Regions from separate parts of the Homo sapiens genome. Here all the other regions are linked to region 1. A link is an interaction called in ENCODE POLR2A ChIA-PET data of the cell type or tissue named here. Cell type or tissue: CD4-positive, alpha-beta T cell. All regions are shown on one strand. Links, peaks and the distances in the headings refer to the core of each region. The heading gives the core; the rest is flanking DNA.

The links. ChIA-PET counts read pairs that join two places held together with the same protein. Peaks named below come from ENCODE experiments on the same cell type or tissue, not always from the same donor. Only the 100,000 strongest peaks of a DNase experiment are listed, where the experiment ranks them.
Region 2: POLR2A ChIA-PET joins it to region 1 with 25 read pairs; 19 of 35 experiments call an interaction of 5 or more read pairs at or near these places.
Region 3: POLR2A ChIA-PET joins it to region 1 with 10 read pairs; 23 of 35 experiments call an interaction of 5 or more read pairs at or near these places.

Annotation. Positions count from the first base shown.
Region 1 is chr2:96,866,170-96,874,582 of GRCh38, forward strand. SEMA4C (semaphorin 4C) reads right to left here and starts at 3,911. Exons shown (of 15, transcript NM_017789.5): 1 at 3,707-3,911; 2 at 1,609-1,754; 3 at 114-262. The coding sequence starts at 1,717. It overlaps LOC124908044 (collagen alpha-1(I) chain-like), which reads left to right and starts at 2,205. Exons shown (of 3, transcript XM_047446878.1): 1 at 2,205-2,249; 2 at 2,416-2,580; 3 at 2,859-4,954. The coding sequence starts at 2,205. The coding sequence ends at 3,866. RefSeq lists enhancers at 1-500, 7,070-7,570, 8,137-8,196, 8,237-8,413 and silencers at 2,434-3,053, 3,104-3,263, 3,584-3,683, 3,704-3,773, 3,804-3,903 and 1 more. In CD4-positive, alpha-beta T cell, for the core only: a CTCF peak has its summit at 2,958 (motif pointing left); DNase peaks (open chromatin) are centred at 2,232, 2,532, 3,922, 4,642 and 3 weaker places; H3K4me3 peaks cover 3,641 bases; H3K27ac peaks cover 2,067 bases.
Region 2 is chr2:96,920,260-96,930,973 of GRCh38, forward strand. It overlaps FAM178B (family with sequence similarity 178 member B), which reads right to left. Exons shown (of 17, transcript NM_001122646.3): 9 at 8,947-9,061; 10 at 3,231-3,324; 11 at 1,219-1,395; 12 at 906-1,003. It overlaps LOC101927053 (a long non-coding RNA gene), which reads left to right. Exons shown (of 3, transcript NR_110209.1): 3 at 3,785-5,578. Among named protein-coding and RNA genes, the nearest start is that of SEMA4C, 56 kb to the left of the region's middle. RefSeq lists an enhancer at 6,733-7,446. In CD4-positive, alpha-beta T cell, for the core only: no CTCF peak of the experiment used is centred there; DNase peaks (open chromatin) are centred at 4,252 and 4,682; H3K4me3 peaks cover 1,505 bases; H3K27ac peaks cover 1,102 bases.
Region 3 is chr2:96,934,774-96,945,487 of GRCh38, forward strand. All of the region lies in intron 8 of FAM178B (family with sequence similarity 178 member B), which reads right to left. Among named protein-coding and RNA genes, the nearest start is that of FAM178B, 46 kb to the right of the region's middle. In CD4-positive, alpha-beta T cell, for the core only: no CTCF peak of the experiment used is centred there; a DNase peak (open chromatin) is centred at 6,418.

The DNA.
Region 1 (8,413 bases), core at 414-8,413:
CCAGCAGCACTTCTGTGGGGGCAGCCAGGCTGAGGGACCACCTAGCCAAGCACAGCCCCTCTGGGCCTTGCCCTCTGGCAGGCCCGACTGCCTCCCACTGCCCCACCTCTCACCGCTCCTTGCAGCTCCAGGGCCTCCATGCTGAAGGCAAACAGGGCCTCTCGGGCGCCCACGTACAGAAGCCCAGTGGGCTCCGTCAGCGTCAGTGTCAGGAAGTCCTGGATGCCGGTCTGGGAGAACCGCCGTACTACCGTGGCCAGCTCTGCAGGGGTAAGCATGGCTGCTGATGGGCAGGACCCCTGGGGCTCGACAGCCCTCAGTCTTGCTCCACGAGAGCCAGCACCCCATGCCACAAGCAGATGCCAGCCAAACCCCCTGATTGGCAATAAAGGACACTTTTGAAACAGCCTTTGGCCCTGACAGCCCCACCTGGGCCTCCCTAGCCTTTCCCAGCCTGGGAGGAGGCAAATCCAGGCTGCTGGGAGGAAGGAAGGATATCTCAGCCACAGCTTCCGGCCAGAGGAAGCCATCAGACTGATGGCTCTTGCTCTCAGGGTCAATGGCACCTCCGGCCGCAGGGCTGGGCACCCCCACCCCACCTTCGCTTCCTCGGCGGCTGCTTCCTTCTTTGCCCTGCTGCCCACTGCCTCTATCAGAGTCCAGCAGAGCAGGAGGCACAGACGGCTATGAGTACTCCCTGCCTCAGGAAACCCTTCACTCCAGCAGGACCCCAATCCAGGCTGCCAGAGATGCGAGCACAGCAGGCCACTAGGACAGGTGGGGATGGCAGGAGGGGAGCTGGGCTGTGAGCCAGGCCAGGGAGGTCCGGAGAAACCAGAGGCTCAGAGAGCGGAGATGGGGCTGGGGCCTGGGAAGTCTTGCTGCCACCCGGCATGCAGGGCACTACGACATTTATACAGTCACGTGATTCCTACATCAGCTGCCAAATATGGCTGCCGACCTGTCCTCAGGGTCCCCCCAAACCAGCCTTAGTCTTTGCAGGCAACAATGGATCCAGACACAGACCGGCATGGCAGGGCTTCACTGGCACCCGAGTGGAGCCTGTGGGAGGTGAGCTCATCCCAGGTCCCCAGAGCGCACGGCTGATACAAACACCTGACATCACCTTTCACACGGGTGTGTGCACAGGGAGCACTGCTGGGTCCCCGCTGTGCCCCGGCAACCATGCGAGCATGTGCACATACACACACACTTCCAGGGCCACCAGAGTGTATGATGTGTACAGGGCAGTAGGAGGTCTTAGGGGGGCCTGGGGAGCCAGGGGAGAGAGCCTCCAGTTTATATTTATCCCGGTTCCAGTTTCTCTTTAGGCTCCCAGCGCCAGTGACAATTCAAGAAGCGAGGCGTGGAGAGGGCGAGGCAGAAGGCTCTCCCCCTCCCACACCTGGGCAGGCAGTCTGGGGTGGGGAGTTGGACAGAGCTCCCCCAGAGGAGGCTAATCCCAGGTCCCAACCCACACTGCCCGTTCTTCCAACTCGAGTTTCTTAGAAAGCTGTGCCACACACGTGAGAATAAAGCCAGCACACTATGGGGGCAACTCCTCAGCAGCCTGTCCCTGACTTCCTCCTCACCCCTCCAGGCACTCACCCCCAGAAGACACTGTCTTACGCGGCACAAGGTTCCACCACACCTCAGCCCCAATGCCCAGGCCCCACAGCCTTGCTGCCAGCAGCCAGACAGCCCAGTGTGGGGCCATGGCGCACGCCCCGGCTCTGAGCTTCAGGCCAGCTGTCCTGCTGAGGGAAAAGACATGGTCAGAAATCACAGCCAGAGAAAGCAAACCAGAGGGGCCCGCAGCAGGAGAGGCCACAGGACTCCTCATCAGGCCTTCCAGGAGCCCCGGTGCCCTCCTTCCCCTTCTCTTTGGAGGTGGACCTAAGTCCCCACACTTGGCCTCTGCCTAAAAGACCACAGGTCTCCCTGGGAAGCGGGGAGGAGTTGAGTTGGCTGAAGGCTAAACAGGCTCCGGGAAGCCCTCCCTGGCCTCCAGACCCACCACTACCTCTGCGCAACAGGAAATCATTTGAGAAATAAAAAGGGGACCCCCGCCCAACATACACACTCAGGCCTAAGAGGTTTGAGTTTCTTGAAAGAACCTCAGGCAGCAGGCCTTGCAGCCACTGGGGCTCCGGACCCTGCCAACACCTAATTCTGGGAGGAAGACTCCTTAGGGCGACGAGGGCATGCGGTGGGGTAGGCGGTCGGGAAAGCCCCAAAGGGGAAACCTGGTGCGGCCGGCTGCGAGCGGAGGTCCCGGTCCCGGCCTGTCCCCTTCCCCAGCGCAGACAATAGCCCTGCAGAACCCCAAACCCCGTTCCACATCAGCAGGGCAGGAGTGTGAGAAGGGCCGGGAGCGAAGGGGCCCAGCTTCCCGAGGCCCCTTTGTTGCCCAAGAGGGAGGCAGGAAGTGGGTGGGATGGGCGTGGAAATGACCAGGGCCTCATCCTGTTCCTCGCACTGCCTCCTCCGAAACACCAGCCCTCTGGCGGAGGGGCGGTGGGGGGACCGAGCTCGGGTCGAGTCGGGGACTCCGGCGGCGCGCGCAGGCGACGGGGGGAGGTAGGGGCGGGGACGCGAGGGGGTTCCTCCCGGGCCGCTGGCAACGCGCCGCGCACGGCCGGCACCCGCTGCGCTCCCGCGACTCTGACGAACCTTCCCAACTCGGGGACTGCGCCCCAGGGACCCTGGCCTGGGCGGGCCAGCGGGATTGGCTTCCCCTGCTCCAGCCTTCCCGTGCCAGGGGCGGAGACGCAGAAGCTGGGGACCTGCTCACCCCCAAACAAAGGGTCCCCGCCAAGACCCCGTCCCGGGTCCCCCCGGGTTCTCCCCTCCCCCAGCTCCAGGGATTTGAACGCAAACAAAGCGGCGGCGCGGGGAGCGTGGCGAGCCCGGCCTGCGGACGCCCCCTGTCGGCCCAGAGCCCCGGCGCGGGAGAGCGGGGGCTGCGCCCCAGACCAGCCCCCCAAAACGCCCGCGGCCTCATCTCGGCTCCTTACCCGAGGATCGGGCCGCACCCCGTGGCGTGCTCCGAGGATCCGCCCGGCAGCGGTGCTCCCACCCGCAGCTCCCCCCAGGGCGAGGAAACGGGCAGCCGGGAGGAGGGGTTGGGGGGAGGGGTGCGGGATCCAGGCGGGGCACCCCACACCCTCGCCCACCCCGAGCGGCCAGCCGTGGACCGCGGCCCTCCCTGCAGGGCGAGCGCTCCAGCCGGGGACGGCGCGGCCCGGCTCGGCCCGGGGGCCTGGCTTTCCGGGACAACCCGCCTCCCCAGCGGAATGGGCGGGCGGGCGGGGGGCCGCGGCAGGGAAATCCGATCCCACAACATCGGCCTCCCTCCAAGCCCGCCCCAAACTTTCCATCGGGGGTGGGAGCGCCGAGGGCAGTCCAGGAGCCTGGCGAGGATCCCGGCCGCGGACCGGACCGCGCGAGGAACCCTCGCTGGCGCGCCCCTCCGGCCCCGGGGCTGCGGGGCTGCAGGTGCTGTGCGCCCCACTCCCGAGACCCTGCGAAGCAGCCGCGGGGGTCGCAGGAAGGATCCCCGCGTACAGCCGTCTCCGCCGCCGCGGCTCCCCGCGCCCCAGCCCCTGTCCCTCCCGCGTCCGGCAGCCCCTGCCCAAGCAAAGGGACAAAGCGGCGGCTCCGGGGCCCCGCGGCTCCAGCCTCACGCAAGCCCGGCCTCGCTCACCTATTGCGCGCAGCTCCAGTCCCCGGGCGCCGCCCTCGCGTTCGGCTCTGACCGCCGTCCACCCCTGCCCCCGCGTCGCCGCCTGCCCGCGCTCGCCCGCCAGCCCTCCGCGGCCTCTCTGCCACCGCCCCTCCGTCCCCGCCCGGCTCCGCGCCCCTAGGCTCGGGCTCCCCGCGCCACCACGGCGGGCGCCGGCTCTTTCTCCAGCGCGGCCGCGGCTCTCCGCCCCCTTCCCCTTGACGTCAGGCTGGGGGGGTCGAGCGGAGGCCGGGGGCGGGCCGCGAAGGCTCGCTCAGGAGGGGGCTGCGACCCGCAGCGACCTGTGGACCCGCCCGCTCTCCGCCCGGGGGCTCGGACCTCCGCCTCTCTGGGTGCCCGGACCTCAACCCCTCCGGGTGTCCAGCAGCCCCGGGGCTCGGAGTCGCGGGCTGCGCCACAGCGCCTGGAGGGAGGTGGGGCGGGGGAGGGACTCCGGGTATGGCCACGGGGGAATCACACTCACCCGATCTTTCTGAAGTGTCCCCCGAAGACTCCGGGCGGGCTGGGCTGGGGAGAGGGACTCCCGACCGTGCAGTTGCAGGAACGACCGCGGGCGAGCCACGTCGAGGCGAGTATCCAGGGGAGGCACGCTGGGGGAACCGAGGCGTCTTTTGGGGCGGACCAGAGGGGTCTGCCGTTTGGCCCCCAATTCTGCCTCTTTCTAGGCCCCGAGGACCACTGGTCCCTGCCCTCAAGTCTGGAAAGGGCTTCACCAGCCAGGAAGACCCTTCAATCAACAGAAAGGGCCTGCTCCTGCTTCTCACGCTTTGGGCAAAGCGCCTATCCCCAGAAAATGACTCCTCGTGCCACTGGAAGGCTGATTAACAAGTGGCATGAGCCCTACTGTTCAGATGAAAGGGGCTGTGGGGAGCCACGCTGCAGAACCACCGCCACCTTCAGAACCACCAGCCTCCGCCCACAGCCACTCCTAGAAGCAACTTGTAGCTCTGGCCTCATGGGCGGTGCAGCGTCTTTCCTGCCAGCTGGTCCTCTGAGCTGGGCAGGTGGTTAGAAGAGGTGGTCCTCATGGAGGACACCCCACGGGCACCTGGAGACAGATGCTACCTCCTGGCTAGGGGCAAAAGGCAGAGGTGAAGGGGCTTGACGTCCTGAGGTTTGGAGGTAACTTTAAGCCAGGGTGCAGTCCTGGAGGGGAGGAACACTTCAGGCTGCGTCAGCAGATCTGGATTATAAATCAGTCCGACAGCAGCTTTTGTTCTGGGTTAAAACTTGGCATCTGAAAAGTGGAGACCAGAAAAGTGGTGGAGATAATTGAGAAAAGCAGCCCAGTTTGGTTTCAGTAACAATCGGGTCTTTGCTGGTACACATAATGGCCCCTTCTCCCTTGCTGGCCAAAGCCACGTTTCCCAGCTCTTTTCCACTAGGAAAAAGAAAAAAAGCTGTGGCCTTGGAGATGCTGGAGATAATGACCATGGGGTGGGCAGGGAAGGCCTCCTGCTTCAGCTGACAAGGTGGGAGAAGGTGTGTCACCCTCGTGTTTAGTTTATTCCCCGTATCTATTCAAGCGGAGGGTAAACTGAGATGCAAGTGCCCTCACTTGTGTTCTGTGCTTTAGATTTTTGCAGCTTGTCTTGATGTACATTTTCTTACTTCACCCTTATGACCACCCTTTAAAAAGTAAGTAATTTGGGAGGCTGAGATGGGAGGATCACTTGACCCCAGGAGTTCAAGACCAGCCAGGGCAACATACTGAGACCCTGTCTCTACAAAAGAAATTATTATTATTATTTTTTTTTTGAGACAGAGTCTCACTCTGTCACCCAGGCGGGAGTGCAATAGCGCGATCTCGGCTCACTGCAACCTCCACCTCCTGGGTTCAAGTGATTCTCCTGCTTCAGCCTCCCAAGTAGCTGGAATTACAGGTGCCTGCCACCAGACCTGGCTAATTTTTGTATTTTTAGTAGAGACGGGGTTTCACCATGTTGACCAGGCATGCGCCACCATGCCCAGCTAATTTTTGTATTTTTAGTAGAGATGGGACTTCGCCGTTTTGGTCAGGCTGGGCTCGAACTCCTGACCTCAGGTGGTCCACCTGCTTAGGCCTCCCAAAGTGCTGGGATTAGCCACTACGCCCAGCCCCAAATTAAAAAAAAAAAAAAACTAGCGGGGCGTGGCGGGGAGGGGTGGCTCACGCCTGTAATCCCAGCACTTTGGGAGGCTGAGGCAGGCGGATCACGAGATCAGGAGATCCAGATCATCCTGGCTAACATGGTGAAACCCTGTCTTTACTAAAAATACAGAAAAATTAGCCAGGCGTGGTGGCGGGCGCCTGTAGTCCCAGCTACTCGGGAGGCTGAGACAGGAGAATGGCGTGAACCCAGGAGGCAGAGCTTGTAGTGAGCCAAGATCACTCCACTGCACTCAAGCCTGGGCAACAGAAGGAGACTCTGTCTCAAAAACAAACAAACAAACAAACAAACAAACCAAACTAGCGGGGGCGTGGTGGCATGCATCTGTAAGTCCCAGCTACTCAGGAGGCTGGAGTGGGAGGGTCGCTTGAGCCCAGGAGGTTGAGGCTGCAGTGAGCTGTGATTGTGCCATTGCACTCCAGCCTGTAGAGCGAGACCCTGCCTCGACAAAATTAAAAAAATAAGTATTGTTGCTCCCCTTTTGGAGATGAGTCAAAAAGATTAAACAACTAGCCCCAAGTCATGGAGATAATTAAAAAAGATTAAACAACTAGCCCCAAGTCATGGAGATAATTAAAAAAGATTAAACAACTAGCCCCAAGTCATGGAGATAAAAAGGTCAGAATTTCTTTTTTAGAAACGGGGTCTTACTCTGTTGCCCAGTCTGGAGTGCAATGGCACAGTCATGGCTCAATGTAACCTCAGACTCCTGGGCTCAAGCGGTCCTCCCACGTGAGCCTCCCAAGACTACAGGTGCACACCATCATACACGGGACAGGGTCTCGCTATATTGCTCAGACTGGAAAGTTCAGATTTTTAAATCAGGTCTTGGGACTCCCGATTCTGTTTTTCCACAGAGTCACCATCTATCCTGACAATGCTCCATTTCATGCTGTTTTTCCTCACCTTCAATACTGCTCCCCCATCCCCCCACCTCTAGGTGTGAAGGTTACCAGGAGAGACCTGAGCTCGCTGGCTCTGACTCCAAGGTGGCCTCAGTGGAAAGTTTCAAAAGGCAACCGGTTTGGTTTCACTGGCAGGGCAGCGGCAGGCGTTTGGGTTCTGGAGGCCCAGGAATGTAGAAGCCTCCAGCTAACAGACTCCACGCGCCTATCCTCCCAAACGCTCTCGGAGATAAGCTCCCAGCTCCCTCCCCTTTTCCACCTTCATGCACTTCCTGCTGTATTCTGTCCATTCCAGCACTGGCCCTTTCTGTGGGTGGGTGGGCAGAGGATACAATTTCCTGCATGACTACTTGCTCATGATTCATACTTCTAAATGAAAGTACAACTGATATAAAAAAAAGATTTCTGGGTCTTCAATTAATAAAAAAATTACTAATACAGGTACCGGGGGTGGGGGGAGGTGCACGTACCTGACTAGTCTCCCTAGGGCCTAGCATATCTATGGAAGGTATCCACACTTTGGGACTCAGGCCTTGACAACTGCTTGTGGTCGTGTCAAGGAAAGACACAGAAATTGTGCTAAATGACTCTCAAGGGTCTTCAAAGATCACCCAGCAGCTCAGGCCAGCCCCTAGAGATGACCTAAAGAGTCTTTCCTGAAAAGCAAGTCCCCCTTCCCATCTCTTGATGTTGGTTGGGGGCCACACTGCCCTTCATTTGAGCTACTCACCTACTAGCTCTCCTGAGGCAGCCAGAGGGAGGCCCTGGGTGGACACTGGGTTCTCTGGTGAACGCTGCCTGGTGGATTTCCAAGGCAGCCAGGACTGCCGTCATCCCACAGATGGGGAAGTGAGAAAGCTTGGGTCAGCGCGCCTGGGGACCGAGGTGACTAGGGACATAGGAAAAGGACTCTCCCTCCCTACTTCCTCCAAAGGAGAGTTATCAAAGCTGCCCACCTGGGATGTCTTTCCCTTCCCAGCCCCTCCCTGTCACCAGTACCAAAAGGAAGCAGGAAAACATCCGTCATCACAGCCCCGGATGCGGATTTTCCAGTGGCTCCTATCAGGATATCCCCCAGCCTTTTCCCAAGGGCTTAGGGATCTGGAAAAGTCAAAGATCTGGAGGGCAAGTGGTCACATTGCCAGCACCACTGTGAAAATCTGGACCTTGGGGAGGCTGAGTCTCTAACCGATCCCAGACTAGTTTTAGAAGATCTGGTCAGCTCCCAGCCAGTCCCAGAGAGGGCCCATTACACACCCCAGGGGACAGCATACGCCCTTGGGCGACCTCACAGTGCACACCTCTGCTCGGGTTACAGCCAGGTCTCTGGAGGGACTGAGTCGTCACCGACACCTCCTCTCCCCTTGGTATCTATTTCTCTCTTGGGGATGGGTATGTTTGGGGAGCAGTAGAGGAGGGGACAGTGGACAAGAGCCAGGACTGGGGAGGAAGGCTCCAGTTATCGACGCTGATGGACAGCTCGGCTCCTTCTCAGAGCCAGGTAGGGCCACCTTCGAGAACTGGAAACTCCCCCTGTTTAGCTTCTCAGGCCTCCCTACTTCCTCTTTGCCCTTGGCAGTAAGAACAAAGAAGGGAAATTTCAAAGGTGATTT
Region 2 (10,714 bases), core at 1,472-9,471, 55 kb after region 1:
CCTTATCTCCTCCTGGGCTGAGTTTGTTTACCCACTTCATTCATTCGAAAAGAATTTACAGGCCAGGCGTGGTGGCTCATGCCTGTAATCTCAGCACTTTGGGAGACCGAGGCAGGCACATCACGAGGTCAGGAGATTGAGACCATCCTGGCTAACACGGTGAAACCCTGTCTCCACTAAAAATATAAAAATTAGCTAAGTGTGGTGGCGGGCGCCTGTAGTCCCAGCTACTCGGGAGGCTGAGGCAGGAGTATGGCGTGAACCCAGAAGGTGGAGCTTGCAGCGAGCCGAGATCGCACCACTGCACTCCAGCCTGGGTGACAGAGCAAGACTCTGTCTCAAGAAGAAGAAAAAAAAAATTTACAGAGCGCCGAACAGCACGCTAGGCACTGTTCTAGATCTGGGACAATATGGCAGTGACCCTGACAAGGTAGCTGTTCTGGTAGAGGTAACTTCGAGGAAAGCCACAGCCATAAACAAGGAAACAAAGAGTAACATAATTTCTGGCATGGGTAAATGCTAGGCAGAAAAGAAAACAGAAGGATGAATCGAGAGTGTGCGAGTGGGAGTCGGGTGATCAGGGGACAGAATTCAGCTGAGGTCTGAATGACGAGGAGGAGCTGAAGACTGGGGAGGGAGCCCCAAAGAAAGGAGAGTGGGGGCCCTGCAGGCAGGAGCTAATTGCACAAGGCAATTGTTTTGCTAATAAGACCATGTTAAGAAAATTAAGCTTTTTTTCATTTGTAAAGAACTCATTAGTGAGTTATATTTTTAGTTCTCCCTCCTGGGGATTAGAAATTGGGCAGGGGAGGTTTGTTGGGGCTGATGGGGAGGACTCTGGATCCCTACAAGACCCCGAAGAGATGCGTGTGAGAGGGAGGAGGCAGCGGGGGAGCAGCACGCACCTGCTCCGGGAGGTCATGTCTGGGAAGAACTGCACGAGGGCCAGCAGGTTGTGGTGGTGGTCAGACACCCAGCTCAGGGTGCAGCACAGTTCCTGGAGCTGCAGGAGAACGGCACCCCATGGGCTACAGGAGGACACCGCCTTCCCCTTGCTCTCGCCACCCAGCCCGCACAGGGGAGTAAGTGGGCAGTCACGGAGATCAGGGACATTCCGATGACCTCCAGGCAGTGCCATCCCCACCCAGGGCACTCTAGGGGCCACCTTGGTCCCTAGTGATGAAGCTGTATGAGGACCAGGCTCTGGGCGTCTAGTACCTTCCCTGGCCACTCCCGGATGTTCTCCAGGAGCAAGAGGAGAAGCTGCTGGAGGTCAACTTTGGGCAGCAGGCGGAGCCCCACGTCCAGGCTGGTGCGGCACAGCAGCTCAATCAGTCCCATGAGGTTCTCATCAGTGTAGGCCCCCGGCTGGGCCTGGGCACACAGCGCCAGAAACTGGAGAGAGAAAAGAGGGCAGGGGTGGCCAGGGCATGGGGGAACGGGAGAGTACTTCGAGGACCAGTTCCCTGGGAGACACTTAGGCAGAAGGGATGGTACTGTGAGCCCCGCGGCCATGTTGGGTAGGAGCTCAGGAAACAGTGAGGCCCCTGCAGGGTCCTGGGTGGCAGGCACAGGTGTGGAGAGTGTGCTTGTCAGAGGCGTTTGAACCAGAGCAACTCCATCTTGAATAGGGGCTGGGTAAAACAAGGCTGAGACCTACTGGGCTGCATTCCCAGGAGGTTAGGTATTCTTACAGGATGAGATAGGAGGTTGGCACGATACAGCTCACAAAGACCCCGCTGATAAAACAGGTTGCAGTAAAGAGGCTGGCCAGATACCACCAAAACCAAGATGATGACCAGAGTGATCTCTGGTCGGCCTCACTGCTTATTATATGCTAATAACAGTGAATTAGCATGCTAAAAGACACTCCCACCAGTACCATAACAGTTTACACATGCCGTGGCAATGTCAGGAAGTTACCCTATATGGTCTAAAAAGGGTAAGAACCCTCAGTTCTGGGAATTGCCCACCCCTTTCCCAGAAAACTCATAATCCACCTCTTACTTAGCACATAATCAAGAAATAACCATAAAAATACTACACCAGCAGCCCTTGGGGCTGCTCTGCCTATGAAGTAGCCATTCTTTATTCTTTTACTTTTTTTTGAGACAGAGTCTTGCTCTGTCACCCAGGCTGGAGTGCAGTGGCGCCATCTTGGCTCACTGCGACCTCCGCCTCCCGGGTTCCAGCAATTCTCCTGCCTCAGCTTCCCAAGTAGCTGGGATTACAGGCACGCGCCACCGCGCCCGACTAATTATTGTATGTTTAGTAGAGACGGGGTTTCACCATGTTGGCCAGGCTGATCTTGAACTCCTAACTGCAGGTGATTCACCCACGTTGGCCTCCCAAAGTGCTAAGATTACAGGCATGAGCCACCATACCTGGCCTATTCGTTTACTTTCTTAATAAACTTGCTTTCATTTTACTCTATGGATTTGCTTCCAATTCTTTTTATTTTTGAGATGGAGTTTCTCTCTTGTTGCCCAGGCTGGAGTGCAATGGTGCAATCTCAGCTCACTGCAACCTCCACTTCCCAGTTTCAAGCAATTCTCCTGCCTCAGCCTCCACGCCTGGCTAATTTTTGTAGTTTGTGTAGAGACGGGGTTTTGCCATGTTAGCCAGGCTGGTCTCGAACTCCTGACCTCAGGTGATCCACCCGCCTCAGCCTCCCAAAGTGCTGGCATTACAGGCATGAGCCACTGCATCCAGCCTTTTTGTTTTTTTGAGATGGAGTCTCGCTCTGTCGCCCAGGCTGGAGTGCAGTGGTGCCATCTCGGCTCACTACAACCTCTGCCTCTCAGGGTCAGGCAATTCTCCTGTCTCAGCCTCCTGAGCAGATGGGACTACAGGTGTCCGCCACCATGCCCGGCTGATTTTTTTTTGTATTTTTAGTACAGATGGGGTTTCACCATGTTGGTCAGGCTGGTCTGGAACTCCTGACCTCAAATGATCCACCTGCCTCAGCCTCCCAAAGCGCTGGGATTACAGGCATGAGCCACCATGCCTGGCCCCAATTCTTTCTTGTACAAGAACTCTCTCTTGGGGCCTAGATCAGGACCCGTGTCCGATAACACAGTTTCTGTAGCATCCGGCCCACAGCCAGCACAGTGCCTGCCATGGTGCTGAGCTCGCCGGAGATTCTCCGTGATGCTCCTGGAATTTAGCTGCTGAATGGGTCTGAACTGTAAGCCGAGAGTGCCCTGCATGAGGCAGGCGGCTTGACTCACCTTGTAGATGTGGCCCAGGCTGATGTCCAAGGCAATCTCTTGGGGAGCGTCCTGCTCCTCATTCTCATTCAGGCCAGCCTCGCCTGGAAGCACCCTGTGGTAAGACAACAACAGTGACGATGGGAAACCCAGGAGGGGGCACAGGGGCAGGAGTGAGGCGCAAAGTGGGACACTGCTGCCCTGAGGCTGCTCATCCGCTGGACACAGCAAATTCTTCCACACAGATGATCTCATGAGTTTCTGAGGGCCAAGAATCCAGGGCAGCTCTGTTGGGTGGTCCTGGCTCGGGGGTCTCTCGGATGTTGCCCTCAAGATGTTGGGTGGGGCTGCGGTCACCTGAGCCTACAGGCTGGAGGGCCTGCCTCCCGGCTCACTCACCTGGTCACTGATCCACAGGCCCCAGGGCCTCTCCACAGAGTTTCTCCACATGGCCGCTGGTTCTCCAAAGCCAGTGGTGAAAGAGAGAGGGAGAGAGAATATGCCCAAGACAGAGCCACAACCTTCCACAACCTAACCTCGAAAGTGACATCCCATCTCTTCTACTGGTCACACAGGGCCGACCTGACTTGGTGTAGGAGGAGGCTACAGAACTATGTGAACTCTAAGAATGGGGGACACATGGAGGGGGGCTCCTTGGGGACTGGCTCCCACATGCTACCGTTCAGGTGAGGCCTCGAGCTTTAGTTTTCCAGGACTTGGAAACCAGAAAATCACACTTCCAATCCCCCCAAAGTCCGTGAGTTCTCCCTGGGTCCGTTCGACAAGGGTGAGCCTGCATACACTGCAAAGTGCACCACGTGGTAGCTGACACGGGCTGGCTCACAAGCCAGCAAGTATGGGGGAAATCAGAACAAAACATCCCTGAAAACCCCCTCCAAAGGTGTCACCCTGAGCTGATGTGCTGTCTGCTGATAAGACCTGCATGGCCAGTTTCCCCGAGTGACGGACCCAATCTGGCTGAGCACCAGATGATGTTAGAGACCAGGGCTGGGGAAAGAAAAATCCCCCCCTTTAAAGATCAAGCCACACGCAGGGTGGTGAGATGCTTACGGTGAGGGGGACCTCGGTGGGGCTTTGTGGATGGCAGTCTCATCACCCTTTCCACAAGCCTCCCTCCCAGGCACGCGCTCACAGGACGAGAGCCTGGGCGGGATCACCTTCATCGTATGGCCGAATGTACATTGTTGATTTCAAGTATGTTAAGTGAGCTTATGATGAGGGTCCCCTCTGCTGTCTCACCCACTTCTCCACTCTTAAGAAACGGCTTAAGGTTCCTGCTAACAGTGGTAAGTGAAGATATTGATGACAACCACACTGCTGATGACAGCAGGCTCCAGGCAGCCCCCTGGCACAGGGGAGGAAGAGCACTGTCCTACAGCTCCTGTGAAGTCTCTGCTCTTCTCTGCTTGGCACTGGCGCTGGGCTCAGAGGGGAAGGAGGAGAGATCTGTCTCCGAGGTACCAGGAAGTTGGTGCCGACAAACCAAACTTGGTGGGGGAGTGGAAACTGTGGCTGGGCTCAGTCCTTCTTCCAGATTTCAGCATTTATTAGGGCCCTAACTGAATGGGTAAGGCTGGCATTTGCACATCTGGGCGCAGGCTGGGCCTGCGCCAGTACGTGAGGGGAAGCTCTGGTTCGTACCAGCCTTGAGCGTGCAACACGCGCAGCCATAGGTGGGTGTGCTTTCAGGTTTCTCAGCACGGGGCACTCAGAGTCGACTACAAACATCTGCAGAAGAGAGACGCTGCCAAGGGGAGAAGGAACATTGAAGGTGTGAGGTGGTTACATGTGTTTTTTGAGCTGCAGAGAGGAGTGTGGCTGTGGGGAGAGCCCTGTCCTCCTTGGAAAGAAATGTCAGCCTTCCCAAGTGAATGCCTGGCTGGTCAGAGTTCCAGAACTTTGTGAGCCCATGGACTAATGGGCAACATAATGGGGGTCCTCTAATCCTCGCTTTTCAGAGGAATCACTTGACTAAACTGCTGGCATCTGTGGCTGCTGTTCTGAGCTGCAGCATCAGCTGATCCCCGAAACTCCACCACTGCTGCCAGCAAGGGGCCACAGCCCGGGAATTCAACGGCCTATCTATTATCCCTGCTCCCCTCCTGGGCTTAGCAGGTTAGAGTGAGCTGATGGTCCCACCATTGGACTCTTATGAGCAAAGCAGCTTCACTGGTCCCACGCCTGGCTCCAGGGTCTGTGGCCAGCACCTAGGAACTGGGTTTCTGTCTCGGAGACACCGTTCAATACTCATTAACCTTACAAGGGGCATGTCACTGGCCTCTACCCAGGTCTCCGCATCTTCTTCCCCCAAAAGTTGAAAAAATAATAAAGTTACCATCTGCATGGCATTCTGACATTCTCAGAGGGAAGATGGCAGGTACAGTGTATGAGCACCACTACCACCTTAACCAAGAGCTGCCTCTTTAATCAATTGCCCCCTCACTTGATAGGACGCCCTGTCAATGTGTTAATTGTCATGTATTTACCCCTTTGGTCTCTGCACCAGGCTGCTCCTTTGAAAACCAAGTGGCTGGCGGGGCATGGTGGCTCATGCCTGTAATTCCAGCACTTTGGGAGGCTGAGGTGAGTGGATCACCTGAGGTCAGAAGTTCAAGACCAGCCTGGCCAACATGGTGAAACCCCATCTCTACTAAAAATACAAAAATTAGCAAGCATTGTAGTACGCACCTGTAATCCCAGGTACTCAGGAGGCTGAGGCAGGAGAATCGCTTTAACCCGGAGGCGGAGGTTGCAGTGAGCCGAGATGGCATCACTGCACTCCAGCCTGGGCAACAAGAGTGAAACTCTGTCTCAAAAAAAAAAGAAAAGAAAACCAAGTGGCCAAGGCTTCTGGCACCAGGAAACAGCTCCAGACTTTTGGTCTTCAGCGGCCAGGCCTGCGCATCAGAGCAGGGCTCTAACTTCAGCTGGGCTTGGTAGCAGGAACAGCCTTGGAGGACCATGCACAGCTACCTAAAGACCTCCTTTGTGCTCCTGGGGGAGATGGGGGCACCTGGCAAGTCCCATTCTGTGTTGCAGCGTGGGCATGAGCCCCTCTGAGGATGCTGATGAGCTCCCCCACCACCCGCTTCCCATTCATATCCACGCTCCATCCTTTCCTTGAAATGTCCTCCTGTTTCCCCTCCCCAGTCTCATCATTGAGCAGAGGGCCACTGTTTCCAACAAGTTGGATGCCAGGAGATCTGCATGGCCCAGCTGCGGAAGGACTGCATCTTTCTGAAAGGAAATCTGGAAGCGCTAGATGGGAGATGGTGATGGCTTTTAAGGAAATCCGAGATTAGGAAGAAATGTGGGAAGACTTGTCTTTCTCAGAGCAACTAAAGAGACAGCCCAGTTACGGTGGGGACATGCACAGATGTCTGAGGCCCTCATTTTGAGCCCTGGCCATTGTGAGGCACTGTGGGTAGCCCAGGAGAAGCCCCAGAGGTATCCGTTCCCCTGGATGGAGGCATCCCTGGAAGTCAGCAGAAAAAAGATGCCTGGGCGGAGCCAGCTCGCACAAGACAGCCTCTGAGTTGGTGAGGAGCCAGGACGAGAAGGAACACAGGGAGAAGATAGCCTGCCGTGGGGTTTCTCTTGTGGCCCATGCATCCATGAAGGATGCCATACCCTTGGGGAGGAGATGCTGGAACCTCCTTGATGCTTCCCGAATACTCCGGAGGGGTCACCCTCCAATCCATGACACAACGCAGCAGCCCAGGAAACCTACCCAGGCATTTTCGCCATCCTCCTACCCCGAGGAAGACATGGGGAGGGGCTCCAGGCAGGAAAGCCTCCCCAGCCCTGAGGGGCTTGACCGGTGGTCCCCAGCCTGCTCCCAGAGCCAGGAGCAGGGAAATCAGCCCTGCGGCTGTCAGCCAGGTCCTCGAGGGTAGTTCTGAATCCTCTGATGGGAAATGGTGTCAACGCCAGGCCAAGGTCTGGGGCCCAAAAGAGGTAGATGTTAAAACGGTGTGTCTGGGACACGACATGAGGCCCTGGCAGCTCCCTGGGCCCGATCTAGGACAACACAGCCCTGCTTTCCTCCCACACAAGGCTTAACTGCGCCTGGGAAAGCTGAAGTCTGCGTGCCGGGGTTTGTGTCCCAAAGTACTTGAGATGATGTGTTTAAAGGGCCACAGTTCTCATCTCTCCTGCCCACTCTGCCTCTGGAGACAACGGATTTGTCACGCAGCATGAAGGGCAAGCCGCAGTCAAATCCTGGGAGAACCGGGAGGCAGTGGGGGAAGCAGCTCTTTGCAGAGCAGAGCGAGACCCAGTGGCTATGTCTCCAGTGCCGCCTCCCACTCCCAGGAGGACACAGGGACACTCATCACAGCAGTCACAAGTGGCTCTTCTGGACTCCACGGCCCCTGCCTGCCTCAGACGTTCATTTGTCTTTCTGAGTGTAATTCTCTCCCCCGCTCATCCAAGACGGTGTGCGATTGCAGCTCTGTGCCAGGAGGAGGCAAGTGGCTCATTACACCAGACATGGAGCTGCGAGCTCCGGGAGGGAAAGGGGCAGGAGCACGGCAGGCTGGCACATGTGTGGGGTATTTATAGCAGAGCTGAGTGTGGTTTGGCTTGGCAGACAATTGCTAAACACAGTCGTGGAACAGGTTCTTAGGAGAGCTCCCACTTTCCATGCAGAGGAACATCTGCCCGCCGAGGCGAGGGAAGGGGGGCCTGGCACCTCCTGGCGCTGACGGATTGTCAGCGGGAAGCATGGGGGGAAGTCCTATACAACAGCCCCTCCAGGCTTCAAAACACTCTGTTCCATCTCAAATCACCTTCTTCAAGGGTTCTCAAGAGAGTTTGGATGTGCTAAAATTTGTAGAACAAGATGACGATATATAACACTTTTACGACCTTAAGCTAAGTCGCCATCCGCCCACCAGAGCTATTTATGCATCACGTGGCACTCCTCCCCACAGGCAGGGACCAGGCATAGGCAAATGATCATGACTGTCCACGAGCAAGTCAGCCCGGGGCTCAACGGGGGCACTCATGACACAAAACTGAGGGTTGTGGGAACATAAAAGCATGCCCTGCTGTTCCTGAGTGGATATTAGGTAACGGGCCAAACAAGCGGCTTGAAGAGACTCAAGGGACTGGGACGTGTCTGCAAGGATACTAACCAGGCTGTGAAGTCTGGGTTTCACCAGAGAGTGGGGGCAGCGGGGGCTGAGTCAGGAAGTGCCAAAAACAGGCTCATCCATCCTGGGGGCTTCCCATCTCCCTGAGGCTGGGAGCAAGGAAATTCCTTCCTGGTGTGATACTCAGATCCTCAGGCGGGGGTGTGTGGTTGTTCTGTAATTCCCTACACATGGGATACAGCCTGAGTCCAGCAACTTCCAAACAAACAAGAGAACAGGTGGCTGGGCATGGGGTGGCTCATACCTGTAATCTCAGCACTTTGGGAGGCCAAAGCAGAAGGATCGCTTGAGCCTAAGAGTTCAAGACTAGCCTGGACAACGTAGGGAGACCCCCCCCCGCCACCTCTACAAAAAATTAAAAAATTCGCCAGGCGTGGTGGTGCGTACCTGTAGTCCCAGCTACTCAGGAGGCTGAGGTGGGAGGATCACTTGAGCCTGGGAGGTGGAGGCCGCAGTGAGCTATGATTATACCCCTGTATTCCAGTTCTGAGTGACAGAGAGAGACCCTGTCTCTTAAAAAATATGAAAGAAAAAGGCAGTGAGGAAGCAGAAGTACTCACCTGCCACCGTGCCAAAAGGGCCCCAGAGGGTACAGGGCAGGACTGTGGGCACCCAGGCTGTGGAATGCCTCCCTGACTTCTTGCAGTGAGGGGCACCACAGGTGCTTGTCTTCATCTGTCAGGCCAAAAGGGAGCAGAGAGTTAGAATGGGGAACGGAGGGCAGGGTGCACCACTCCCACTGAAGGGGCTGGCCGTGACCCCTGGCCCAAGATAACCAGTTTTTGCCTTCTCTGACACCACAGGTGTTATCTGGGGAAATGAAGCAACTGGTGGTTTCCAAGTACTTCTGGGGCTTTGTGAATTTCAATGTTTTCTTGAATATTCTCTTACCTGGTCTTCAAGGTATGGCTGCACTTGGGTCAACCACTCCCTGACCATCTGGCCATCCACATCAGGCAGTAGTCAGGGTGCTCGGCTGCCCACAGCCAAGTGACACGAAGAGTCCTGTGCCAGAGGCCCCGAGCTACAAGGCTCACTGGACACCAGGCTCACGTCCTTAGACTCTCTTGCTGCAAAGCACCGAGGCTGACACTCAGCCCACTGCAGCCTCTGCAGCACTCTTGCTGCTGCAACATTTGGGCATCCCTAGTCCACCATCCCTGCTGGGAGCACACCTCGCCTGCCTCCCACAGCCTGGGGCGTGTCTCCTAAGCAAGTGTGCGCTATGGGGACCAGTTTCCCTTGCCCAATTTAACCAAACATTCATGATAAAGTCTGACCACATCGGCCGGGCACAGTGGCCCACACCTGTAATCCTAGCACTTTTCAGAGACTGAGGCAGGCAGATTGCCTGAGCTCAAGAAGTTCGAGACTAGCCTGGGCAACACGGTGAAACCTCATCTCTACTAAAATACAAAAGAAAGTAGCCGAGCATGGCGGCATGAGCCTGTAGTCCCAGGATAATTGCTTGAACTTGGGAGGTGGAGGTTGTAATGAGCTGACATAGAGCCACTGCACTCCAGCACTCCAGCAGCCTGGGTGACAGAGCGAGACTCCGTCTCTCCAAAAAAAAAAAAAAAAAAAAAAAAAAAAAAAAAATCTGACCACGTCAGCAAACAGGGAGAACCTTACATACTCAGGTACTCAGGGCCTTTTTTTCTGTCAGACTACTTAAGGACATTTTTATAAGTGGGAGAGTAGAAAGATAAAAAAGAATGGGTCCAGACGTCTTCTCCAAGGATGGCTGCCCAAGACCTCCTGCCCCATGTGTTCTCTGCACCGTGAGCTCCCACACCTCATCCAGGGACAGAGCCTATGTTTCCACTCTGCTCTCATTCCTCAGCATTGTCCGACTTAGCAGTTGACTTGCTTCTCCTTCTGTCTCTCCCCGGTAGAACAGGAGTCCCACGAGGGCAGGGGCCACATCTGTGTTGGTCATCTCTACAGGCCCCATGCCTAAAAACGTGGCCGGTGCATGGAAGAATTAGAATGAATGAATGGAGAGAATCCAAAACAAATCTGACCAAGTACTACACAGCTAAGAGGGTGCTATGTTCTGAGTGTTTATGTATAGCCTCCAAAGCTCATATGTTGAAATTTAATCCCAAGTGTGATAGCATCAAGAGGTGGGGCCTTTGGGAGGAAAATTAGGTCATGAGAATGGAGCTCTCACAAATGGGATCAGTGCCCTGATAAAGGAAGAAGGCCTGAGGGAGCTGGTTGCCCCTTTTACCCTTCTGCCACATAAGGAATTGGCCAGAAGACCTCCTCTTTGGGGCAGAGAGCAGCTCTCACCAGACACCAAATTTGCTGGTACCTTGATCTTGG
Region 3 (10,714 bases), core at 1,513-9,512, 70 kb after region 1:
TTTTGTTTCTTCTCTACCCTGCAGCCAGCTCTGAGGGTGCCTTTCTTTCCTTTTTCTCCCCACTCACCCTGAGCCCAAGGCCTTTCCTGTGGTGCCCCTGACAACCTCCCTACCTGGCTATAACCAACTCTGCACCCGCCAACACCATCTCTATAGGCCCCTGGCCTGCTTATTCACAGAAATGTGTACAGGGCAGGTGATGCCATCCCCAGGGCACCTCTCCTTTCCCCTGCCCTTCTGTAACTCACACCACTGCCTGGTGTCACCTAATACCAGCAAGCACTCGAGGCCCCCGGTATGCGTGACAGAGCGACATTGTGCCAAACCACAGAACCACTCATATCTGCTAGAATTAGGTTTGGCTACAAATAACAAAATGGAACAAAATTAAAACAAACAAACAAACAAAAACAAAAACAAAAGAAAAAAACCCACCCGGCCTTCAAAAAGAATTTTATTCTCTGACAAAAAAGAAGTCTGCAAGTAGGCAGGTCACAGCCGGTGCAGAGACCCAACTGTACCTGCAGGATCTCAGGAGCCCGTCTCTCAGCTCTGCTGTTCTTAGCATGTGCCTCTCATGCTCCAGGTCACATCACGGTCCAGCACGGCTGGTAGAGGCCCAGCTATTACGGCTCAGCTCCAGGCAATCGCCTTCTCACTTGGCCACCTAAGCATGCATTCTTGGTTGTTTTTAAGGATACAGGGCTCCCTCAGCACGACTCAGGAAGGTAGCAGTAGCAAACTACCCTTCCAAGTTTGGAAAGCAAAAGGTTGAGACTGGTTTAGACTCAACCTAAGAGTTTCCCAGTAATGTCCCTAAATGAATAATCTATCAGATTCTCTCCCAGTTTGGATTTTCAGGTTTTAATTTTTGTTTGGAGACGGAGTCTTGCTCTGTCACCCAGGCTGGAGTGCAGTGGCACGATCTCGGCTCGCTGCAACCTCTGCCTCCCAAGTTCAAGCAATTCTCCTGCCTCAGCCTCTCAAGTGGCTGGGACTACAGGCATGCACCACCACGCCTGGATAATTTTTGTACTTTTTTAGTAGACAGGGGGTTTCACCATGTTGTCCAGGCTGGTCTCGAACTCCTGACCTCAGGTGATCCACGTGCCTCGGCTCCGCAAAGTGCTGAGATTACAGGCGTGAGCCACCACGCCTGGCCATTTGTTAAAATCCATAGAACTGCACAACACAACCCTAATTTAGGCTATGGACTTCAGTTAATAATGTATTGATATTGTAACAAATATACACACTAACATATGATGTAAATAATAGAGGAAACTGGTGGGTGGGTGGGAGTGGAGAATGAGTATACAGAAACTACTTTCTGATCAAGTTTTCTGTAAGCCCAAAACTGTTCTAAAAAATAAAGGCTATTAAAAAAAAATACAACAACAAAAGTATTCTTCTTTTTATTTATTTATTTATTATTTATTTATTTTTGAGACGGAGTCTCGCTCTGTTGCCCAGGCTGGGGTGCAGTGGCATGATCTCTGCTCACTGTAAGCTCCACCTCCCGGGTTCACACCATTCTCCTGCCTCAGCCTCCCGAGTAGCTGGAACTACAGGCGCCCGCCACCACGCCCGGCTAAGTTTTTGTATTTTTAGTAGAGACGGGGTTTCACCATATTAGCCAGGATGGTCTCGATCTCCCGACCTTGTGATCTGCCCGCCTTGGCCTCCCAAAGTGCTGGATTACAGGCGTGAGCCACCACGCCCGGGTTTTTTTTTTTTGGTTGTTTTTTTTTTTTGAGACAGAGCTTTGTTCTGTCCCCCAGGCTGGAGTGCAATGGCATGATCTTGGCTCACTGCAACCTCTGCCTCCTGGGTTCAAGCGATTCTCCTGCCCCAACCTCCCAAGTAACTGGGATTACCAGCGCCTGCCACCACACCTGACTAATTTTTTGTATCTTTAGTAGGGACGGGGTTTTGCCATGTTGGCCAGGCTGGTCTCGAACTCCTGACTTCAGGTGATCCGCCCACCTCATCCTCCCAAAATGCTGGGATTACAGGCGTGAGACACCACACCTGGCTAACAAAAGCGTTCTTTAAAAAAATAACAACAGGAGGGGGGTCTCCACACACCATTTCTTGGGCAGCACAGCAGACCCGGCACTGGAAGGGATGATGGTGGTTGCTCTCATCTCAATCAAGGACCCAGCTGAGAGCCTAACACAGTGGTTCACTGCAGCCTCAACCTCCTGGGCTCAAGCTATCCTCCTGCCTCAGCCTCCAGAGTAGCCAGGACTACAGGCACACACCACAATGCCCAGGTTTTGTTGTTGTTGTTGTTGTTTTAGTAGAGACGAGATTTCACTATGTTGCCCAGACTGGTATGGAACTCCTGAGCTCAAGCAATCCTCCTGCCTCTGTCCTCCCAAAGTGCTGGGATTACAGGTGTGAACCACCACACCTGGCCTGTTTGCACATGTTGGAATCACTTAGGGAGTGTCAAAAATTACTGCCACCTGTGCCCTACCCCCCAGCAATTGTGGTTTAATTAGTCTGGGGTGTGGACTAGGCTTTGGAATTTTAAAAAATTTCCAAGTGATTCTAATACACAGCCAAGTTTGGGCTCCACTGAGCTAGGGAAAGCTGTGGCCCTGGCTCCGGAGCATTACTCAGGGCCACACTCCCGTGCTCTGGTGGATGATGAGGGTGGTGGGGGTGGGCAGGAATCCTCAGATGCCAGCCCCGGCTCCCCTCTCGCCGCACCTGAGGCCAACTGCCCGTGGCTCAGTAGCCCAGGGGCTCTCAGTTCTGGATGCCCACTGGAATCAGGAGGGGAGGCTTTAAAATGCTAATGCCCAGGCTGTGCCTCAGACTGATCTCAGAGGGTAGGACACAGACGTCATACTTTTTAACGCTCAGCCATAGCTGAAAATTGCCAGGGCCGGAGGCTCAGTACTGGGGGAGCTGCAGCCATCCTCTGATCAGAGTCTAAAAGTCAAACATTAAGAAGTGTTGGGCTGGGCGCGGGGGCTCACATCTATAATCCCCACAAGTTGGGAGGCCCAGGCAGGCAGATCGCTTGAGCCCAGGTGTTCGAGACCAGCCTGGGTAACACAGTGAGACCCTATCTCTACAAAAAATACAAACAAATTAGCCGGGCGTGGTGGCACGCACCTGTAGTCCCAGCCACTCAGGACGCTGAGGCAGGAGGATCACCTGAGCCCGAGAGGTCAAGGTCATGGTTGCAGTGAGCCCTGATGCCACCACTGCACTCCAGCCTGGGTGACAGAGTGAGACCTTGTCTCAACAACAACAAAAAAGTGCTCTCCGAGTTTAAGTCACTTAAATTTATTTTGCACCTCATTTTAAAAGTGGGGGTTGAGAGTCCTGAGCTAAAGTGGTGGGCAAAACCCCCACTATTGCCTGGCCACCTCTCCTGCAAGAGGTCTGTGCACTTGGCCAAAGTTCTCAAAACCTGGAGCATCTCAGCCCCAGCTCCACATAAAAATCACCTGAGAGCTTTAAAAATTCCTGATGACAGGTACTGTCCTAAGGGAACGAACTCACCTGGGCCTCACGAGCTACTAATGGCGCAGTACCTGAGGGTCCCCTTGTATAGGTGGTGGAATGTAGTGGTGGGGACAGGAGCTGAGTGCGCCACAGGCAGGGAGACTCTGGAGATGCCTGCTGAGCTGGGGTAAAGCATGCATGCCTGCCCCCACAGGGCCAACAGACCTCAGGGCTTGAAGCTGGAGGACCAGAGAGCACATCAGAGCTTCTCTGGTACACCCAGCTCCACAGCTGACTGGCCACAGGATCAGAGCAGCTATCTGGAAAAGATGCTGCTGTCCACCGGGAGACGCAGTGTTTCTGGAGACCCACCCACTCATTCAACAAAAACCACCTGGGTCCTACAGTGTCCCTGCTCACACAGCTGCCAGGAACCCAACAGATAACTAAAACTAAAAGCAAAACAAAAACATGGTCCCCGTACTTTGGAGCTCACGGCCCATTGGGAGAGACAATATTAATCAAAGAACCCACCATCAACTATGACTAAAGCCACGAGTGGAAAAGGGAGCCAAGCGTAGAAGCAAGGAGGCGGCACACGCCCGCAGGGCAGGCCTCCTTGAGCAGGTGATGCCAGAGAAGTCCATAACAGAGAGGAAGAGATGGAGTTAAGAAGAAAGTCAGGCCGGGTGTGGTGGCTCACACCTGTAATCCCAGCACCTGGGAGGCTGAGGTGGGTGGATCACTTGAGGTCAGGAGTTGGAGACCAGCCTGGCCAATATGGCGAAACCCTGTCTCTACTAAAAATACAAAAATTAGACGGGCATGGTGGCACGTGCCTGTAATCGTAGCTACTCGGGAGGCTGAGGCAGGAGAATCACTTGAACCTGGGAGGCAGAGGTTGCAGTGAGCCAAGATCATGCCACTGCGCTCCAGCCTGGGCAACAGAGTGAGACTCTGTCTCAAAACAAAACAAGGCCAGGCGCGGTGGCTCACCCCTGTAATCCCAGCACTTCGGGAGGCTGAGGCGGGCGGATCAAGAGCTCAGGAGATCAAGACCATCCTGGCTAACACAGTGAAACACTGTGTCTACCAAAAATACAAAAATTTAGCTGGGTGTGGTGGTGGGCGCCTGTAATCCCAGCTACTCGGGAGGCTGAGGCAGGAGAATGGCGTGAACCTGGGAGGCGGAGCTTGTAGTGAGCCGAGATCGCGCCACTGCATTCTGGCCTGGGCGACAGAGTGAGACTCCATCTCAAAACAAAACAAAACAAACAAATGAACAAACAAAAAAACAAAGGCAAAGTCAGAGAGCTGCTGAGGGGAAGGAGGAGAGTATGCCAGGTAAAGAGGCTGGCACATGCAAAGGCCCTGTGGCAGAAGGAAGATGGAAGAAAAGAAATGCAGAGAGGTCGCAGCACAGAGAGTCAGAGAGGGTGAGGTAAAATGAGCTGGACAAGGGCTGGCTGACCACAGAGGAGATGGCACGCATTGCACACACAGTAGGAGCTTGGGCAGGCTTTCCAGCCCCCAATTACCTATAACATGGGACAATAATGGTATCTACTTGTAGGGTTGTTGTGGTGATTAAATGAGATAGGCCAAGCCCTGGGCTTGGTGCCTAGCACAAATTAAGCTCTCTGGAAATGTCACCTATTATTTTCAATTAAACTGCTTTTATTATCATATCCAAGAATAATGTTTTTAAAAAACAGAGATCAATTATGACGCTGAATTACTGTTATCAAATTCTAATTGGAGACTTTGAAAGGACTATGCCAAGCACATGACAGCTCTGAGGGAGCTGGGCCCTGGGGTCTCCTGGGTGGTCCTCCAAGTGTTTTCCTGCCCATTTGGGTCTAGACAACATTCTCACAGCACCAGCACGGGGACTGAGTGCAGCTGGCGTGGCAGACCTGGATCCCAGCCCGCCTCTCTGGGCCTGAGGACAATGGGACCAGCCCTGTGGAATCAGGGAGTAAAGGGCACCCGGCATGAGAACGGTATGGGGTCCAGGGCCCAGGCACTTAAGTGCTCCACACATATGGGCAGCTGCTGCTGCCACCGCCACAGGAGACGCGACCTGCAGATGAGAAGGTCGTGGGGCCTCCACTCCAGGGGCTCTGACTGGCTCGCTTCCCACCTCCTGCAGCAGGAGGCTGTCCTGCAAACCACAAGAGAGGCAGATCGGGTGGGGCGAGGACATCTCCTAATAAGATGGTGAAGAACAGAGAGTGTCAACCTGATAGACTAAAGACTGCTTAAATTTCAAAATAATTATTCCGTGTGAAATGTGCCAGACCCTCCCCACCCACAGCCCACAAAGAGTACCTACTGCATAATTCCATTTATATAAAATTCTAGAGAATACAAACGAACCTGTAGTGACAAAGTAGATCAGTGGTTTCCTACAGACAAGAGGTGGAGGAGAGATCAATCATGAAGAGGCATAGGGAAACTTTTGGGGGCCATGGAATATATTCACTAGCTCAATTGTGGCAATGATTTTACAGGCACATATGTAAGTGTATACATTATACACTTCAAATGTCTGCAAGTTAATGTATTCAGTTATGCCTCAATAAGTTTTTTTAAAGACGGATGAGCTAAAACAGAAATATGTATTAATTTTTTGTTTTTGCACCCCAGTGGCTCATCCCACCTCCAGGACCCTCACTCGGCGGACCTGTGGTCTAGAAAGCCCCACCTGACCTGCCTTGTGCAGGCTGTGGCCTCTCCAGACACCAGTGGGGAGAACTGGGAAACTCTGGGAAGAGCAATCGGCACTGGAGGTAATTTCAGATGGATACTAATGTGGCGAAAGAAATACGGTATAGATAAACATATAAACATACAAATATAGATGAAATGTGTATTGTGTATTCATTTTGTGCCGGGAAATAATCACAAGAAACTGTACTAATGAGTACTTGGGAGGAGGAAGTGGTTGTGGGGAGTGGCTGGCAAGAAGACTTTCACTCTTTATTTTGCATCTTTCTCTATTATTTAAATTTGCTAAACTTGGTACAGAGAGTAGTTTAAAAAATAACAACAGGGGTTACCTGGGTGGTAAGATTGCTGGCCATCTTGTTTCCATTTTATTCCTTTTACAAGAAGCAACTTTATGAATGCTTTCTGAGAGGAGGAGTGGGAAGGAGGAATAAAGAAAGGAAGGGAGAGATGAAGGAAAGAGAATGCAACAGGCAACGGCAGAAAAGAAAGTAACCCACAAAATGAGGCCTGTACGGAAACCCAAGGCCCCAGTGGCCACGAGGCCAGAGCTCGAGGAGAACAAAGGGAAAAGCATGATCAAGTGAGGAAGAACAAAGTGTCCTAAGACCCTGCTCAAGAACGTGAAATGAATTCTGTTCTTGGAGCTGAACGTCTCGCCCACTTTCAAAATATCCAAAGAATGTACTGGCCAGGGTCATTCTATTTTATTATATCCCCCTCCTCCTACACAAATATTATAGAAGCCAACAGAGAATGAAATGGGTAGGTAAAAATGGACAATTGTCTTGGAAGCAAATGGAAAAGAACCTACGCAAGCTCTACTCCTTTCTAAAGCGTTTTGATCTCGCTGATAGAGCTCCTTTTCCGAAGACATTGCTTCAAGACTGGCACTAGGTTAACGGACAGTCATATACCAGCTCAGCTAAAACATTTTTGTTAAAGAAACTTGAGGTCATTTCATTTCTCTTAATCAACTAGTTGCACAAGAGTATGTTTGCCTTCGAAACCAAATTCTACCACAAAAAAACTATCACAGCTAATAAACAAGTTCAGCAGGTTAATATATACAAATCTGTATTTCTACACATGAGCAATGAACAATTTGAAAAGGAATTAAGAAAACATCTCTACTTATAACAGCACCAAAAGAATAAAATACTTAGGAATAAATTTGACCAAAGAAATGTAAGACATGTACACTGAAAATTACAACACATTGTTGACAGAAATTAAAGAGGATCTAAATAAATGGAAAGACATCCCATGTTCATGGATTGGAAGACTTACTATTAAGATAGCAATAGTACCCAAAAGTTATCTATAGATCCAAGACAATCACTATTAAAATCCCAGCTTTCAATGTTGCAGAAATTGACGAGCTGGTCCTAAAATTCACATGGAAATGGAAAGGACCCCAAACAGCCAAAACAATTTTTTTTCAGACGGAGTCTCGCTCTGTCGCCCAGGCTGGAGTGCAGTGGTGCGATCTCGGCTCACTGCAACCTCCGCCTCCTAGGTTCACGCCATTCTCCTGCCTCAGCCTCCGGAGTAGCTGGGATTACAGGTGCCTGCCACCATGCCCGGCTAATTTTTTTTTGTATTTTTAGTAGAGACGGGGTTTCACTGTGTTAGCCAGGATGGTCTTGATCTCCCGACCTCATGATCCGCCTGCCTCGGCCTCCCAAAGTGCTGGGATTACAGGCATGAGCCACTGAGCCTGGCCAACAAATTTTTAAAAAGTATAGTTAGAGGACTCATACTTCCCAACTTTAAAACTTACTACAAGCTATAGTAATAACAAATTTAGAGTACTAGCATAAGGGTAGACATATAAACCAATGGAATAAAATTGAGAGTTCAAAAATAAACCCTTACATTTATGGTCAAATGATTTTCAACAAGGGTGCCAACAGAATTCAATAGGGAAAGAACAGTCTTTTCAACAAATGGTGCTGAGACAACTGGATATCCATAGGCAAAAGAACCAAGCTAGACTCCTGTCTCAAACCACATACAAAAATGAACTCAAAATGGATCAAAGACCTAAATTTATGAGCTAAAAGTATAAAACTCTTAGAAGAAACCATAGGTGAAAATTTTCATGACCTGAGATTAGACAATGATGTCAGTAATTTTGACACCACAAAAGAAAAAAATAGATATGTTGGACTTCACCAAAATTTTAAAATTTTGTACATCAAAGGACATTATCAAGAGATTACAAAGAAAACCCACAAAATGAGAGAAAACATTTGCAAATCACATATCTGGTAAAAAAGAGACCTCTTACCCATCAGCAGTCACTCCCCATTCCTTCTTCCCCTATCTCCTGGCAACTGTTAATCAACTTTTGGTCTCTATGGATTTGCCTATTCTGGACATTTCAGAATAGGCATGAAATTTTCGTATCCATTTTCTTATCAGCGCTTTCAAGGTTCATGCATGTTATAGCATATGTCACTCCTTCCTTTTTTATGGCTGAATAGTATTCCATTTTATGGATATAGCACATTTTAAGAGGTTTCTTTTTGGGGAGATGAAAATGTTCTGGAAGTAGACAGTGGTGATGATTCAACAACTCTGAGTATACTAAAAACTACTGAATCTTACATTTTAAAAGGGTGAGTTGTATGTTATGTGAATTGTATCTTTAAAACAACCAACCATTCCATCCTGGTCTTGACAAATATTAATAAAGCTCCATTGTGCCTGCAATGGCCCCCACTATCCTTCAAGACCTGGCCTTCAAGACCTCGTCTTATTTCCTCCTCTGCTCCCTTCAAGGAAAGCCCCTACTCTTCCACCTCGTCTTTGTTCCCACTGCTCCCTGCTTCCCTTGCATCCCTGTATACCCTGATACTCCGCCCAAAGGCTGCAGATCAGTGGTCTGAATTGAATGGAGTCTGCAGATGGGTTCGCGGTGGTTTTTTCTTGTTGTTTTAACTGAGTTAGTTACCAACAGGACATCTCACATAAACATCTATATCCCAGCTGGGCGCGGTGGCTCACACCTCTAATCCCAGCACTTTAGGAGGCTGAAGTGGGTGGATCACCTGAGGCCAGGAGTTCGAGACCAGACTGGCCAACATGGTGAAACCCTGTCTCTACTAAAAATACAAAAATTAGCCGGGTGTGGTAGCGGTGCCTGTAGTCCCAGCTACTTAGGAGGCTGAGGCAGGAGAATGGCGTGAACCCGGGAGGTGGAGCTTGCAGTGGGCCGAGATTGTGCCACTGCACTCCAGCCTGGGCGACAGAGCAAGACTCCATCTCAAAAAAAAAAAAAAAAAAAAAAGACTGGAAGAGTAAATCTCATGCATTCAACCCTAAAGGGATAGGATTCATGAGGCTGGAAATTCTTCAGACATAGCCGTGATGTTCAAAGGGCACTGGACAGACAAACAACATGGCAAGTGACCTCTAAAGCCCGTGACCCCAGTTCTAATGAAACAAAATGGAAAAACTGTTCTGATAAAAAGAGGGGAAAGTATGAGAAGCAGTGACCTCGTATGTCCCATCCTTTCCTTTGCTGCCTTGAACACTCTTGTCTCCTGAGAACACAGTGGTGGTGGCAGCTACGGCAGCCATTCTGCAACCCGGAGAGGAAGTAGTGAGAAGACACATGCAGAATCCAGAGCCCTGAGACTGCGCATCTACTGAACGTGTCACAGAATCACCTGCCTCTGAATTCCTTGTCATGTGAGCTAACAAACTGCTCTTGGTATTTGTTATCAATAGTCAAAATACGACCTAACTAAAATGTGGCTTCTCTTGAAAATGAAGAGGTTTGGGAATACCAGACCTGCGTTTACCTGCACCAAACCTGATGTGGACAGCCCCTTTACATCAGGCAGGAGCTCTCAGACTTTGCTCACTCAGTCCCCGTAGGCAACTGAGTTTGCAGTCTCTGCTTTCTGGTACAGATGGCTCAACTGTCTCATCTTCTACAAAGCACTTCCTGGTTCCTGCCTCCCCACATCCCAAACCTACCTGACTACAAGTAATTCCTCTTCCCGTTGCCTCCTTTCTGTCTCTGATGGTCGCTGCTCATTTAATCCCCTCCCACCTATTAGCCTCCTGAGAACAGGACTTTATTAATCCCTGATCCTCTCTTTGCCATCTAGCGAAGTGCTTGAGGAAGGAGGTGCTCAATGTGTCTTTGCTGAATAAATGAATGCTCACTGCAATGAGGCATGGCAATGTGCCAGAGTATCCCTTCTCTGAGTGCACTGAGCTCTCTGCACAGCTGACATGTACACGTGTTGCTTCTCAATCCAGGAATACAATTCTCCGTTACCGCCCCACCCCCCACACACACACTAGAGTGCCCTGGGACACTCGGGCCCTCAGCCCCAGTCACTAGAGCACACCCGTAATAGTCAATGCTCTTAAGTCCTGGTCCCCTCAACTCTTTCCTTACTCAGCAGGTTGGGATAAAGGCAAGTGCGTAAGAATCTCCCTAGGATAGTCTGGGAAGAACTGCTGGTCACCACAAACTCCAGGAAAGGATGGAAGTTTA